2 separate regions of the Mus musculus genome follow, and region 2 is linked to region 1. A link is a loop called in an ENCODE intact Hi-C map of the cell type or tissue named here. Cell type or tissue: left cerebral cortex. All regions are shown on one strand.

Region 1 (8,000 bases):
AACTCATTAAGAAAACTTGGTTAAGGCTATGTGTTTACCATCCCAGCACTTGGGAGGCGCAGGCAGGTGTATTCCAGTGAATTTGAGAGCAGCTTGGTCTATATAGTGAGTTCAAGACCAGCCAGGGATACAAAGTGAGACCTTCCAGGGAGAGGGAGAGGAGGAGGGGGAGGGAGAGGGGGAGGGGGAGGGGGAGGGAGAGAGGGAGAGGGGGAGGGGGAGGGGGAGGGGGAGGGGGAGGGGGAGAGGGAGAGGGAGAGGGAGAGGGAGAGGGACAGGGAGAGGGAGAGGGAGAGGGAGAGGGAGAGGGAGAGGGAGAGGGAGAGAGACAGAAGTTCATTAAAATATAGCCACACTGGGGGTTCTAGGACAGCTGTCTGGAAAAAAATAAAACAAAACAAACAACAATACAAACAAACAAAAAGTAATAGCCCCCCCCCCCCCCGAATCCTAATATACAACTTACCAAGGAAGATGGACAGATACCTAAAAGCCTATGGGAGATGTTCTGCATCAGGCTACAGAGAGCCAGTGCTACTCTGCACTGCAGAGCAATGGCATAGCAAGTGCAGGCCGGGACACTCGTGGTGGAGAAATTTGTTGTTGTTGTTGTTTTAATTAAACACACTGTTACCATACAATCACCCCATCTATCAGTCACATTCCTTATCATTTACATGAAGGAGCTGCTGAGACCTGTCCACACAAAAGCCTGTGCACACATGCACGGACACACATGCACACACATATTTTATTTTATTTTTTGAGGCAGGGTCTACCTATGTGGCTCTGGCTGGCCTAGAACTCAAGAGATCCACTTGCTTCTGCCTCCCAAGGCCTGAGATTAAAGGCATGCACCACCACACCAGGCCAGCCTAATGTCTTTTTATGCATATCTGCTCATATTTAGGAACAGCCAAAATCTCCTTTAGTAGGTGAGCTGGCTAGACAATGGAATATTAGTTAGCACTAATAAGAAATGCGCTATCAAGACGTGACAAGGCACAGAGGAGCCTTGAATGCACACTACTAAGCCAAAGAGGCCATGTGAAAAGGCGATATATTGAGTGACCCCAATTCTGTGACATTCTCGAGATGGCAAATTTGTGGGAATAGATGGCTGGTGGAGGGCAGGGGTAGCTAGTTGAGCATGAAGGATTCTTTTTTCGGGGGGCGGGGGGGGGGGGTTGAGACAGGGTTTTTCTGCGTAGCCCTGGCTGTCCTGGAACTTACTCTGTAGACCAGGCTGGCCTCGAACTCAGAAATCTGCCTGCCTCTAACTCCCAAGTGCAGATTAAAGGCATGCGCCACCACTGCCTGGGTAGCATGAAGGATTCTTATAGCAGTAATATTACTCTACATGATAATATAGATGCACATCTTTTTAAGTTTGCCCAAATTCATAGAATATATACCACAAAAATTAGCCAGGGGGCTGGAGAGATGGCTTAGGGGTTAAGAGCACTGGCTGCTCTTCTAGAGGTCCTTAGTTCAGTTCCCAGCAACCACATGGTGGCTCACAACCATCTAAAATGGGATCTGATGCCCTCTTCTGGCACACAGGTATATGTGCAGATAGAGCACTCATGAACATAAAATAAATAATACCTAAGAAAAAAAGATTAGCCATAATATTAAATGTTTGTGAAGTTTGGTGATTATAATGTGGGCTCAGGTCAGGTGGTAGTGGCATACACTTTTAAGTCTAGCATCTGGGAGGCAGAGGTAGGCAGATGTCTGAGTTCTGGGACAGACAGACAGGACTACATGGAGAAACCCTGCCTCAAACAAACAAACAAACAAACAAAAAATGAAATGAAATGAAAAATGAAAAAACCCACAAAATTAAAAAACCCACAAAACAACAATAGCAAAAAAGTGGGTTCATCTGTTGTAATATAGCACTCTGGATGGTGGATACTGGTAATGGGTGAGTCTACACAAAATCAGAGCCACCATTTTGTGTATTGTGCTAATTGGCATAGATTATCTGATTTAATCTTCCAAAGAGATAGATAGCATCACCCCCACTTTAGAGGTGCAGAAATGAGACACCCAGTAGCTGACAGAACACCCAGTGCAGGAAGGTCTACTTCAGCAGTTAGGCAGTCCATTGTCTCCTCAGGTCTGCGGTGGGAGCTGAGTCCAGCACACAGCAGCCCTGGTGTCTTCCTCCTAGCCAGAGCTAGAGGCACTTTAGTCAGTGACTCACACGGTATGTAGATGTGGGTGGCCCAGTTGCCCCGCTCATGGGGAAAGGTTCGGATTCGACCGCCATGCTTTGCACTGTCGTCCTCAGGCCCTTCCTCTGTGCTGGGGAACATACTTAGCACACTGTCAGGCACTGGAAGCTTCTCACTGGGAACGGGGTTCTGGCCACTGCAAAAGAAGAACACACATTTATCCTCATTGATACCCCTTTGAACAACGGTAGTTCTAAGCTGTTATGCACAGTGATTCTTACCCACACCAGTCTTGCCATGTTGGCCTCGAACTTGATCCTCCTCCCTCAGCCACAATGGCTGAGTGTTCATTTCCAGGAAGGGGTTGAGCTTCTACTAAAGAACCATAGCTTTCTAGAACTGCTTAAGTTTCCTAGCTGGGAAGGCAGACCTCAGCTGGCTCTTGGTCCCCATGGAAACATTTCAGCAGGTAGCAGTGTGGCTTGGAGGTCCCTATTAGATAGTTGGACAGGCCTGAACTCAAGTAGCTCTGTGATCTTGGCTTACATTAATTTCCTCACGTGTAGAGCATATTTTTACTTGCTAGAGCTCTTGTGCAATGAACCGACACACTACAGTCAGCAAAGACCAGTATTTAAGAACCTCGAAGATTTAAGCCTCTTGGCGCATGAGATTTTCATGGGTTTTTCAACAGGCTGGTGTCTCCAGTCTACCGTGTGGCTCACGGTGGCTATTCATTAACCATTTACTAGACGAACGAAAAGCTTGGGTTATTATTGCATAGTGTTCAAACGAGGAAACATCTGGGAAGAAACATAGTTGCTTTCCAAAAGAGAAAAAAAAAAAAAAAAAACGCACCAACGGAGAGGGCTGGACTTGAACCCGTGTCCTCACTCCCAACTTTGCCTTAGCCAGGGTGTGTGTGTGGTAGTGCCATTCCAGGGCTTTGTCCAGGGTGTGTCCTGAATCCTTTCCCTCGACATCCCTTTTTCTCTTACCGGGGAACTGACCCACCCTCTTGGTTCCCCGGGAGGCTCGGGTCCCACTAGGGTTTCAAAAGAATCTACGCTCGAGAGAGAAAAATTCCTCGATCCTCACCAACGGTGGAAGCCAGTACCCGGTTTGCTCCGCCCCGCGGCGACAGCCTCCGCTTCATCCTCTGAACCGCTGCTGCTGTAGCCCACCAGGGGCGCCGAGCTCATGGGGCCTCGACCACAAGCCGTGTCCACCGACAACCTGATCCGACGCCCGGAGTTCCTCTGAGCCGGAAGTGCTCTGTGGGGGGCGGGACCTAGAGTAGCTCCACCTCGGGGCGGGGCCTGGCGACCCGGGGGGCGAAGCCCAGTGGAGCTTAGGACGGACGGCGGCCACCGCCTGTGCGGTAAAGGCTGTAGGAGGCGGCCTTCCGGATCACTCCGTCGCCCCAGTGTGGGTTCCACAGGTCTGCGGGTCTGTTTGCCAGACTTGCAAAAAGTTGGAGTCTCAGGATCCCTCTTGAGAGCGAGCTGAGCCGCAGGTCAGCTGCAGAAGACCGGAGAGTCAGGTGGGGCTGCGGCGAGCCGGGGATGAGGATCCCGGCTCCTCCGCGACCGTAGGCTCCGGCGAGCGGATCCCGAGGCTCCAGCCCCGCCCCTCCGTACCCACAGGCTCGGGCCAGCGGGGCCGCGGGTCCCCGACAGGGGGCGGCCTCGCTCCGCGCCGCGGGCTTCTCGGCAGCCGCCGCCCCGGCTGCCGCTCCTCCCCCGGCCCCGCCTACCCGGCCTCGCGCCGACCCTCTGTCCGCCGGTCTCTGCAAGACCCGTCGGTCTGTCCGCTCGCCCGTCCGTCCGCTGCCCCGGTCCCGCTAACCCGAGTGCGCGGGTCGATTCGTCGGTTCCGGCTGCTGCAAACCTGTCTCCCGACTCCGCGCTGCCTGCCTCTGCTACGCGAGGCCCGGGGATTGGCAGGACGCGTAGGCCGCGCCGCGGCGGATGGAGCCGGAATAAAGAGGCGGCAGAGAAAGCAGCTGGTCTTCGCTTGTCCCGCGCCTGACCCCTGGAGCAGGTGAGTGGCAGGGCACCCGGGACTGCATCTGGGGGCCACTCCAGTAGCCCCTGCACCCAGGGAGAGCCTCCTGAGCTCCGAGGCGATCCAGGCTGGGCCTGGAAGTACAGTTGCTTCCCGGGCACCGTTTGAGGCTCTGGGGCCTTCCTCGGCCGGAACCACCCCCTTTTCGGGACGCAGTGGCTGGGCCATCCGGAGCAGGAGCTGACAGCAGGCAGCCCAGCTGGGCCTGATGGGAGGAGATCAGCTTTCATTCGGTGACTCTGAGAGGAAAAAGGGCTAGGGTGGGGCGCGGGTGGGGGCTTCTCTTTGCCTTTCCTCTCCACTTCTCTCTCCAGCTCTTGTGCAGTGAGCTAAGAGTGTTCCTGGCTTCTCCTTACTGGAGAAGGGTCAGGGTAGGCAGTGGGGTTGCTCTAGGAGGTGGGGAGTGGGGGCGGCTGATGGGGCTGGCAGCCATTCATACCAGGAAAAATAACACACAGTTGGATTAGTACAGCTAGATCAGACAGTGTTCCGTGCAGTCCACCGCTCCTCTCTACCTTAGGAACGCTAAAATGGCCAGCTGTGGTTGGTTGGTCGTACTCCTAGGTACTACCCCAAATCAGCAGCCTCTTTATTCCCTCCCTTCCCAGAAGATGCTGAGGGTGACAACTTTTAGCTTGATTCTTAGGTTTCTTTAAGAGAACAGTTAGAAGCCAGCTGGCTTATGGGAACATTCTCTACTTTCCTTCCCTTAAAGAAAACTTGCAAACTTTTAAATCTATAAGCAGCTGAGAACCTAGAAAGGAGGCTGCCTTTGATTCCAAAAATAATTCTCTGTGGGATTGCTTTAATACTATCTCAAAGTGGTGAATTAGAGATTTGCTGGCATGGGGTGGGGGCGGTGGTTAGGTGGGCTTTATCTTGCAGTGATTACTGTGAATATTTGGGACTTGGAGGAGACACACCCTGGGGCATGCTTTATCTGTACAATTCAGGCAAACAGAACAATTTCTTACACCTTGACAGTCAAAGACTCAGAGGGTAAGGGACTTCTGTTTATGTTCCTCTGGGAGATAACTAGAGTGAAGAAGTTCACCTGATCAGTGGGTCTATAAACCTGTTATTTAACCCTCTTTGGCCAGGAGTTTGGGTCCCAGAAAGGCCATTAATCCTGTTAAGCTAGAGTGGCATGTGCCCTGGGAAAGGCCTGGAGTGCAGGTGAAGAGGAACGTAGACCAGTCTTTCAAAGGAGAGGGTTTTTAGGTGGTTCTTAGTATTGTTGCCTTAATATTAGCTTCCAGAGTCCATCTGCCTTAGAACTTATACCTCAGGGGCGTGGCTTCCTTCAGCCATCAGGATCCTCTTGATTCCAAACAGTAGTGTTCTCTCATGTCAGTGTGAAAGGGGCTGTCAGGCATTAGGGACAGGTCACCCCATACTATCTGACTGAGTGGGCCATATGGAAACTAGTGGGGAATTTGTGGAGGCTGAGGTGCCCTGCCCAGAATGGGGATTAAAGAAAGTGGGTATAGAGAAAGCTCTCTTCCCCTTTGCATGGAGGAGAGGAGCTGCCTCTTTGAGAGCAGGTGAAGGGAGCAGGGCTCGATCCCTGAGCATCTCCGTCCCCTAAAGAAGCTTATGTCTGTGTAGTGAGTGTGGGCCGCAAGGGAAAAGGGGAGAGCTGCTTGTTCCTGCCTCATATTCACTGTGTCTCTCTTCCCTACAGAACCGATTACTGGGGAAGGCACAGCCTTCTTAGCATTGCCAGGACCCTGTCTCGAAGAGCCCTCCCGTCCTGCAGGCTATCTTCTTGGCTAATGACAAGGGCTATCTGACAAGGCCTCTGTGCCCTGTGTGAGGTTCTTGTCCGAACCTGAGATCCGGTAGCTTCTCTCAGGGTTAGGTTCACCTTAAGCGGGGAAACTGAAGCCATTACTGTCCAAACCCAGTTTCATCTTCCCAAGCATGTCAGAAAGCTGGCAGCAGCCACCGCAGACTCAGCCACAGCAGCCACAGGCGCCGCAGCCTCAGCACCATGCAGAGACACCTCCAGCCCTGGCTGAGCACACGCTGCCCCCAGGCTCGGCCGAGAACCCCCTGGGCTGTGCCGTGTACGGCATACTCCTGCAACCCGACCCAGGCCTCCAGCCCCCACAGCATGCACCCCTGCAAGCCGGGGAGCCGGGCCCCAAATGTGGCGTGTGTGGCCATGATCTGGCACACCTGTCCAGTCCGCATGAGCACCAGTGCCTGGCAGGCCACGACCGCTCATTCCAGTGCACACAGTGTCTTAAGATCTTCCATCAGGCCACCGACCTGCTGGAGCACCAGTGTGTGCAGGCCGAGCAGAAGCCTTTTGTCTGCGGTGTTTGCAAAATGGGCTTCTCCCTGCTCACCTCACTGGCCCAACACCACAGCTCCCACACCGGCATGGTCAAGTGCTCCATTTGTGATAAGACCTACAAGCCAGCTGAGGCTGCGGAGCCGGCCACCACCACCGCCCCATCACTGCCCTCAGCACCTCCACCTGCTAACATAGCCCCTGTGGAGCAACCGGAAAAGCCCTATAGCTGCCCCGTTTGCCAGAAGCCCTTCAAGCACCTGTCGGAGCTCTCCCGGCATGAGCGGATCCACACCGGAGAGAAGCCGTATAAGTGCACGCTGTGTGACAAGAGCTTCAGCCAGTCCTCGCACCTCGTGCACCACAAGCGCACACACAGCTCGGAGCGGCCCTACAAGTGCGCTGTCTGCGAGAAGACCTTTAAGCACCGCTCGCATCTGGTGCGCCACATGTACGCGCATTCTGGCGAGCATCACCTCTTCCGCTGCAACGTGTGCGAGCTGCATTTCAAAGAGTCGTCCGAGCTGCTGCAGCACCCCTGTACCCCGAGCGGCGAGCGGCCCTTCCGCTGCGGCGAGTGCCAGAAGGCCTTCAAGCGGCCGTCGGACCTGCGGCAGCATGAGCGCACGCACAGTGCGGAGAGGCCCTTCAAGTGTGATCTGTGCCCCATGGGCTTCAAACAGCAGTACGCACTGATGCGCCACCGGCGCACACACAAGACGGAAGAACCCTTTAAGTGCGGCCTGTGCGAGAAGGGCTTCGGCCAGCCCAGCCACCTGCTCTACCACCAGCACGTGCACACCCTGGAGACTCTGTTCAAGTGCCCGGTGTGCCAGAAGGGCTTCGACCAGTCGGCCGAGCTGCTGCGGCACAAGTGCCTGCCAACCTCCACCGAGCGGCCCTTCAAGTGCCCCGTGTGTAACAAGGCCTACAAGCGGGCATCCGCTCTGCAGAAGCACCAGCTGTCCCACTGCGCTGCCGCCGAGAAGCCTCTGCGGTGCACCCTGTGCGAGCGCCGCTTTTTTTCTTCCTCGGAGTTCGTGCAGCACCGCTGTGACCCGGCCCGGGAGAAGCCGCTCAAGTGTCCGGACTGCGAGAAGCGCTTCAAGTATGCCTCAGACCTGCAACGCCACCGGCGGGTGCACACGGGCGAGAAGCCCTACAAGTGCCCTAGCTGCGATAAAGCCTTCAAGCAGCGAGAGCATCTCAACAAGCACCAGGGCGTGCATGCCCGAGAGCAGCAGTTCAAGTGTGTGTGGTGCGGCGAACGCTTTCTGGATGTGGCGCTGCTACAGGAGCACAGTGCCCAGCACAGTGCTGCCGCCGCAGCCGCGGAGGGCGCCTACCAGGTGGCAGCCTGCTTGCCCTAAGGCCTCGGTGCCCGCCGCCACCTGCCCTGTCTAGTCTTGCCTGCTTGCAGCTGCATGGCAGCAAGCCTGTCAGTCAGCTGC
Region 2 (8,000 bases), 380 kb after region 1:
CAAGAGACAGGTACTAAGGCTTGCTCTGGGTGGAGACCGTTCTGGCTGGTCAGTGGGCTCCTGAAGTTCTCTGAAAGGGTCTTGAAGAGGATAGGATGAAGGGAGCAAATCAGCATGAATACACACACACACACACACACACACACACACACACACACATACACACACATATATATACATACATATATATGCATATATACATACATACACACAGAGATAGATAGATAGATAGATAGATAGATAGATAGATAGATAGATAGATAGATAGATAGATAGATAGATAGATGAACATATATGCATCTTAGGGTAAGGTCATTATTTGCCCTGGAGAGAAAGAACACCATACACAACACTTGTTTACCTCTCTCTCCTGGGATCCTGTTTTAATCAGGGTTTCTACTGCAGTGATGAAACACCATGACTAAAATGCAAGTTTGGAAGGAAAGGGTCCATTTACCTTCCACTTCCACATCACTGTTTACAACTGAAAGGAGCAGGACAGGAACTCAAACAGAGCAGGATGCTGGAGGCAGGAATTGATGCAGAGGCCACGGAGGGGTGCCACTTACTGACTTGCTTTCCCTGACTTGCTCAGCTTGCTTTCCTGTAGAACCCAGGACCACCAGCCCAGGAATGTCTCCAGCCACAATGGGCTGGGCTCTCCTCCATCAATCACTAATTAAGAAAATGCCTTTCAGCGGGATCTTAAGAAGGCATCTTCTCAATTGAGGTTCCTTCCTTTCAGATAACTCTAGTTAGTGCCAAGCTGACATAAGACTAGGCCATACAACTGACCCCTTGTCAACTTGACACTCAAACACATCACCATTAAGTCACACCTTTCCTTTCTTATTCATTCTCAAGGTCTCACATTAAAACTTAAATAACTTTAAAAGTGCTACAGACAGGCTGGAGAAATGGCTCAGTGGTTAAGAGCACCAACTGCTCTTCCGAAGGTCCTGAGTTCAAATGTCAGCAACCACATGGTGGCTCACAACTATTCGTAATGAGATCTGATGTTCTCTTCTGGAGTGTCTGAAGACAGCACAATATAGTTACATAATAAATAAATAAAATTTAAAAAAGTGCTACAGACTTTACAAATTCAAACATTAAAATTTCAGTCTATTTAAAATATCCAATCTCTCTAAAAATCCAAAAATCTCTTTTAAAAGCTCAAAATCTTTCAGCTGGGATCCTTTAAAAATCAAAATTAAGTTAAATACCTTCTTCAAGAGGGAAGACCCAGAGCAGAGCCACATCTGAACCAAGAAAAACCAAACTCCAACAATATAAATAACTCAATGTCCAGTTATCTGGGCTTCACTCACGATCTTCTGGGCTCCTCAGTGAGCTTGGATCACTTCTCCAGTTCGGCCCTCTGCAGCACACACAGCTTGTCTTCCAGGCTCCAGCTGGCTCGACTCCACAGCTGATGCTGTTCTTGGTGCTGACATCCCATGGTACTGGCATCTCCAAAAAGCTGGGGCCTTCTGCTTCAACTGGGCTGCACTTTCACCAATAGCCTCTGTTAGGCAATCTTCATAGTGCCAAGACGTGTCTTCTCCACAAGGCTCCTTCATTCCTGCCATCAACCGCTGCTGAGGCTGCACCTTCACCAATGGTGGCTCCTGGCCTCTCACAGGGCCAAGCCTCAGCTGCTCTCCATGGCCCCTTTAAGTCTTTAAAACCAGTACCATCTGGGTGACTCTTAGACTATCTCTGTCAGTGCCAGAGTAGTGTATCTCAGCTGTCAGCTTGAGGGACAACTTTCAGGAGCACAGCTTCTGTGTGCTGACCCTGAGGAAACACTTCCCAGATTTTACCTCCAAAGATGCTGGGCTCTTCTTAACCATAGCTGAGACTCTTCAGCCCCAGCTGATCCCAACGACAGAATCTCAATTCAAAATAGCAAATGGTCCTGATAAGAGTCTCTAGTCTTCCCTCTGAAACGTCACAAGCCAGACTTCCATCCTCCACATTGCCCTCAACACTCTTATCTTCCAAGCTCCCACAGAACAGCCCACGGAGCGAGCCCTCAACACTCAATAATGGCTTTTCTGACCCAAAGTTGCAAAGTCTTTCCACAATCCTCCCTGAAACATAGTCAGGTCTGTTGCAACAATACCCTGCTATATGGGTTTCAACTTGTGTTAGGGCTTCTATTGCGGTGATGAAACACCATGACCAAAAGCAAGCTGGGGAGGAAAGGGTTTATTTGGCTTATACTTCTACATCACTGTTCATCACTGAAGCACATCAGGACAGGAACTCACACAGGGCAAGAACCAGGAGGCAGGAGCTGATGCAGAGGCCATGGAGGGGTGCTGCTTACTGGCTTGCTTCCCCTGGCTTGCTCTGCCTACTCTCTTATAGAACCCAGCAATGCAAGTCACAAAGGACTGTGTCCTCCCTCAATCAATCAGTAATTAAGAAAATGGCTGGCAGGGTGGATTGGAGGCCAGCCTGATCTACAAAGCGAGTTCCAGAACAGCCAGGGCTACACAGAGAAACCCTGTCTCAAAAACAAACAAACAAACAAACAAACAAAATAGAAAGTGTCTTACAGCTGGATCTTATGGAGGCATTTCCTCAGGTGAACTTCCGCCTTTCAGATAACTCTAGTTTGTGTGTCAAGTTGACATATGACAAGCCAGCACAGACCCCATCAATTTCATGGGCCAACCTATAAACCTCAAGGCACCCAAAACCTTGGTCCTGCCCCTGCCTGCCATCTTCCTTCAAAATCATCTCTGCGGGGGCGGGAGGCACTTAGCATCTCCTGACTGACTGCTCACAGCCAGTCAGGGTCTGTCACTCCTCTCTGCAGCCCCTCTGCTGGTTCCACTCACTGCTGGGGTGCACTCCTGGACACGGAAAAAGGATCTCCTTAGACAATGACCTTCAGTTTCTCCCACTGCCCAGGTTGTGCCATCTAACCCCTCTGATTTCCATGTCTCCTTCCATCATGGGTCCCCTATGGCTGAACAGGGCCTGGCTCAGCAGAGGTACTCTCGGTATGACGGACAGAGATGGGGCAATTGGACAGGTGTCTGATGGACCCATGAGTGAGTATTTAACTTCACAGGACGGACACACATAGGATGGACAGACAAATGGAGGGGGGGAGAGGGTAGATGGATAGTAAGTGGGAGACAATGGATGGGTAGAAAATGAATGGGCAGCTGAGCTAATGGAAGAATAACAGAGTCATGGCCGGATAGATAGATAAATGAATGGATAAAAGAATGGACAAGCATCAGAACAAATAGAGAGCCACTGTCCTTCCTTAACAGAAATCACATCAAGCCAGAACCCCAAGGGCACCCTCGTTAGAGATGCCCTACCAGGCAGACAGCAATGTGCTTCTCCTTTGCCCTAAGCAGCTTCTGGTACACAAAGGCAGACGGCCAATACTGACCCCTGGTGGTCACTATGAGAATAACCACTCCAGAGCCTGGCCTTTGCAGTCCTGGAAAGTCTCAGCCAGCTGGACAGTGGTAATGGAGCTGCAGAGTAGACTGATGGCTCTACCCAAGCAGGCAGGCTCCGAGACAGTGTGCTGCAGCTGCAGGGTACTGCATTGGTACCATTGTTCCCTCATACCCCAAAGGACATGCGCTTGGCTAAGAGCTGTTAGAGGATGCCTGAAGAGAGCTGCCAGGAATGTCGAGACCGGTGCCCAGCAGTCTAGATGACAAATCCAAAGGCTTACCAAATGGGTCAGTGGGCCTGGTGCCTCACATCTTCCTCTCTCTGGTCTTTCATACCATTCTGACGCCTCAGCCAGATGCAGATATGAAGGCAGAATCTCGGAGAGGCACAGAGGCTTGCCAAGCCAAGGCAAGCAGGTGGCAGTCGAGATTTGAGCCCAGCTTTCGTAGGATCCATGCCTATACCGGCAAGCCCCAGGGGAATCGCTGTCCTGGGGGCTCACTCACACCCTCCCTATTCCAATAGGGATTCAGAGTCAGGCTTGGGTCTCAGCATCAGCAAGAAACTGTGGGACCTCGGGTAAGCCGCGTTACCGCTCTGAGAGTTCCAGTTTCCTCCTGTGAGTTAGTTGATGCATATTATTTCACAAGTCTATCGTGAAAAGCAAATGAGCTGATAAAATATTTATAGACAATCTGATACATAGAATGTTTTTCTTTGAGGGAAGATCTTGAATTCTAAAAGTAGAGATGCCTAGGACTGAAAAAATGACTCGGCAGTTAAGAGTAATGGTTGCAGAGCCGGGCGTGGTGGCACACACCTTTAATTCCAGCACTTGGGAGGCAGAGGCAGGCAGATTTCTGAGTTCGAGGCCAGCCTGGTCTACAAAGTGAGTTCCAGGACAGCCAGGGCTATACAGAGAAACCCTGTCTAGACAAACAAAAAACAAAAAACAAAAACAAACAAAAAAGAGTAATGGTTGCTTTTTCAGGAGACCTGAGTTGATTCCCATTGCGCATGTCAGACAGTTCACGACTCATGTAACTCCAGCTGTAATGGATCTGATGCCCTCTTCTGGCCTCCAGAGGAGACTGCACCCACATGCACATGCCCACACATAATCACCTAGTGTAAAATAATAATAATCCTTAAAAGTCATAACAATTCTCTATTCCATGCTATCTTTTATCATATTTCAAAAACTCAGCAAAAATATGGGAATCTAGTGTTTGCACACCACACATAAGGATCCTGAGCACCGTGTGGATCAAAGAACCGAGGGAGCAGAAGGGTGGGGACAGGAAGGAAGAAAAAGCAGCAGCCTCCATCTCCACCAGCAAATAGACCACAAATTCCCAGGGCTCCCCTCTGCCACCCAGAATGCTGTGCTGCCGCCTTGCTTTGCCTGAATAGCTCACTTAGCATAAACTTATTTCTTCTTGGTTTAAAGGGTATTAGGCTGTGTTCTCTGGGACTTTGATCTTAGATGCGTCCCTACAGTAAGTGGACCTATGCTAATCAGCACTCTATAATGTCTATAATACTTCCCTGTGTGGCGGGGACAGTTCATCTAGCCACACTCACTTTTGTGGGCAGATGGGCTGTGTCCCACTTTCTGCAATCACAAACAGCGCTCCTAGGGCCAAGTCTTGGGACTGTGGGGCCTCCTGCTGGCATCCTGGGAGTAGAGTAGCTGGGGCAAGCATATGCCAGGGCTTAGAGCTAGTGAGTGGGCTAATTTGCTTCTTCCACCGCAAGCCCTCTGAGGTTTCTTTTGTTGTTTGTTTGTTTTTCTCATTTGTTTAAGGAGTTTTGAAACAGGACCTCACTATCAGAGCCCACTCTGTAGACCAGGCTGGCCTAGAACTCCAAGAGAGTCACCTGCCACTCCTTCTCAAGTGCTGGGATCAAAGGCGTGTGCCATCACACCTGGTTTCACTTTTTCTTCTTCTTTTTCTCTCCTTGTCTTTAAAAACAAGCAAACTAAGCTTTGGGCAGGCTCAGTGGTTAAGAGCGCTTGCTGCTTTTGCAGAGGACCAGGTTCAATTCCTGGCACCCACATGGTGTCTAGCAACTATCCATAACTCAGTTCCAGGGAACCTGAGGCCTTTTTCTGGCCTCCACAAGCACCAAGCACTTGTGTGGTACACAAACATATTGCAAGCAAACCAGCCATACACAGAAAATATAATAAATATTTTAAACTACATTGTATTTATTTTTCTTTCCTATACCATTTTCCCTCCCCCAAAATGAAATGTGTAAACTTGAGTTTTACTTCCTTAACTGTTACCTTTGAAGTCTTTGCCGTGCACATTTAAAGATTTACTTCCTTTTATTTTATGTGTATTAATGTTTTGCCTGCATGTGTATCTGCATGAGAATATCAGATCACCTGAAACTGAAACTACAGGCAGTTGTGAGCTGCCACGTGGGTGCTGGGAATTGAACCCTGGTCCATCTGGAAGCTCAACCAGTGCTCCTAACTACTGAGCCATCTCTCCAGCCCCCTGACACGCACATTTAAATAACAGCATCTAGTGGTATTAGCCTACTTTTCATGTTATAACAAAATACAGGCGTCTGGGTATTTTACACAAAGAGATTCGTTTAGCTCCTAGTTTGGGAGCTGAAAATCCAGAACTGGATGGTTGCATTGACCTAGCCTCTGTTGAGAGCCTCAAGGTAATGACAGGAGCGTGCACAGAAGAAATCACATCATAAGATGGAAAGGAAAAGATGAGGATCAGACAATAATCCATCTGTGTGTGCTGGCACTAGCCTGTGATCCTAGCACTCAGAGGAAAGCAAGAGGATCAGGAGTTCAAAGCCATCCTGGGGTACATAGCGAGTTCGAGCATCATTGTTAGACAACAACCATAACAAAACAATCCACTGTCTTGGGAATCAACTGGGGCTCTGTGGACGCCATATAAATCCATGTCAAAGCCAGGTCTCTGTGTTACCTTCCACTAGCCCTCTCTCTGTCGGCATCCACACTGGCTTCTAGCATGTGAGCTTTGGCAGGACATGTTTAAATCCTACACAGACCAGAGCACAGACATGAATGTGCTGTCTTGGTGACCCCTGCACATAGAGGCTTCTGACCATTGTGTAGCACTGTCTTTCCCCTGGAGACTTACATTCTATTCTCTGACATTTCAGATCTGACTGTCTTTAACAAACAAAAGCACAGTTTCACACATGTGATTGTAATGGGCCTTGGTACATCCACTGTTTCTACGATCACCAATCCTTTTTGGGTCTCTGAGTAAACTTCTGGAATCACTTTCTTTGTTGAAGAACACTCTGAAATCCCTTTAGATTGCTCTCAGCTTTTATTTACCTTTCAATGTTAAAAGGAACATATTTTCCTTTGTGTCTTAGTTTATGAAAGGGCTGTTTGCCGCAGGCAATTCTAGCTGACGTTTCTTTGTTCCCCTCTCTTTGGGGACCCCATTGCCGTCTCCCAGCCTATCATCGTGGCTATGGATGGAGATGCTCATGGAGCACACTGCCCTTTCTCCGTGGCTTTCCCCCTCACTTCTCTCCATCTGAAGTTTCCCTCAGAGGTGCAAAGGGCAGGTCCATTTCCCTGTATCCTCCTTGAGAGGTGCCATTCTCCCTGCTTCTGTGGGTCTGCTTTGAGGAAACCTGTAACTGCTGTGTCTGTCTCGTTGCTTTTAGCTTCTTCTCCTGGGATTTCATTGTGAGCTTCTTCTGATTCTGCTCTCCATGCCTCTGTTTCTCTTCCCATGTCATGTCTCTCGTCGATTTGTAAGTAACTCCTAGCTCTGCCCTTCATTTTGGCTGTGGATTGTTTGTTGGATTTTAGATTTTAGAATGGTCTTTCATTTCTAGAAGCTCCAGTTTGCTGCGGTTCCTCTCCTCCCTCTTCCCCCTCCTCCTCCCCTTTTCTCCCCCTTTCTCCCCCTTCCCCCTCCCCCTCTTCTCCTTCTGCTCTTTCCTCCCCCTCCTCCCCTCCTTTCTCCCCTTTTGCTCTCTTCCCCTCCTCCTCTTCCTCCTCTTCTCTATCCCACCTCTCTTCTTCTTCCCCTCCTCCTCTCTTCTCTCCTCTTCTCCAGCCCCCCTCTTCTTCCTCCCCTCCTCCCCTTCTTCTCCTTCCTCCTCCTCCTCCTCTTCCTCTCCTCCTCTTCTCCAACCCACCTCTCTCCCTCTTCCTCTCCCTCCTCCTCCTCTTCTCCATCCACATCTCTCTCCTTCCCCATCCTCCTCTTCCTCCCCCTCTTCTCCACCCCGCCTCTCTCTCCCTCTCTCTCTTTCCACCCCATCCTTACTCATCTTACTTATATACACATCATGTCATTGCAGCTTTTATTCCTTTAAACATCTGTGGCCTCTTGGTGTCTGTTCTGTTGCCTCCTTTTCCTCTCTGTGGCCCTCCCCTCACGGTGGCCCTCCCCTCACGGTGGCTCACACGCCCGTGATTTGGGAAGATGGCTATGGAATCCTTTTGCTTGGCCTTACTCACAGAGCAAATCCCCTCCACCTAACCAAGGGGCTTCCCAACATCAGCTTCCTGGGAGCTTAATCTCAGCGGAGAC

Evidence for each region. Hi-C counts contacts between places; a loop is a spot of excess contacts. Peaks named below come from ENCODE experiments on the same cell type or tissue, not always from the same donor. Only the 100,000 strongest peaks of a DNase experiment are listed, where the experiment ranks them.
Region 2: it touches region 1 in a loop (7-fold over the local background); 2 of 42 quality-filtered maps call a loop at or near these places.

What each region holds. Positions count from the first base shown.
Region 1 is chr8:95,327,747-95,335,746 of GRCm38, reverse strand. It overlaps Zfp319 (zinc finger protein 319), which reads left to right and starts at 3,936. Exons shown (of 2, transcript NM_024467.4): 1 at 3,936-4,226; 2 at 5,935-8,000. The coding sequence starts at 6,174. The coding sequence ends at 7,919. It overlaps Usb1 (U6 snRNA biogenesis 1), which reads right to left and starts at 3,463. Exons shown (of 7, transcript NM_133954.2): 1 at 3,282-3,463; 2 at 2,213-2,379. The coding sequence starts at 3,385. In left cerebral cortex, CTCF peaks have their summits at 1,479, 3,347 and 3,866; DNase peaks (open chromatin) are centred at 3,498, 3,845, 4,117 and 4,695; H3K4me3 peaks cover 2,509 bases; H3K27ac peaks cover 1,944 bases.
Region 2 is chr8:94,945,710-94,953,709 of GRCm38, reverse strand. No RefSeq gene overlaps it. Among named protein-coding and RNA genes, the nearest start is that of Adgrg5, 26 kb to the right of the region's middle. In left cerebral cortex, CTCF peaks have their summits at 3,426 (motif pointing left) and 4,507 (motif pointing left); DNase peaks (open chromatin) are centred at 1,527, 3,433 and 3,798.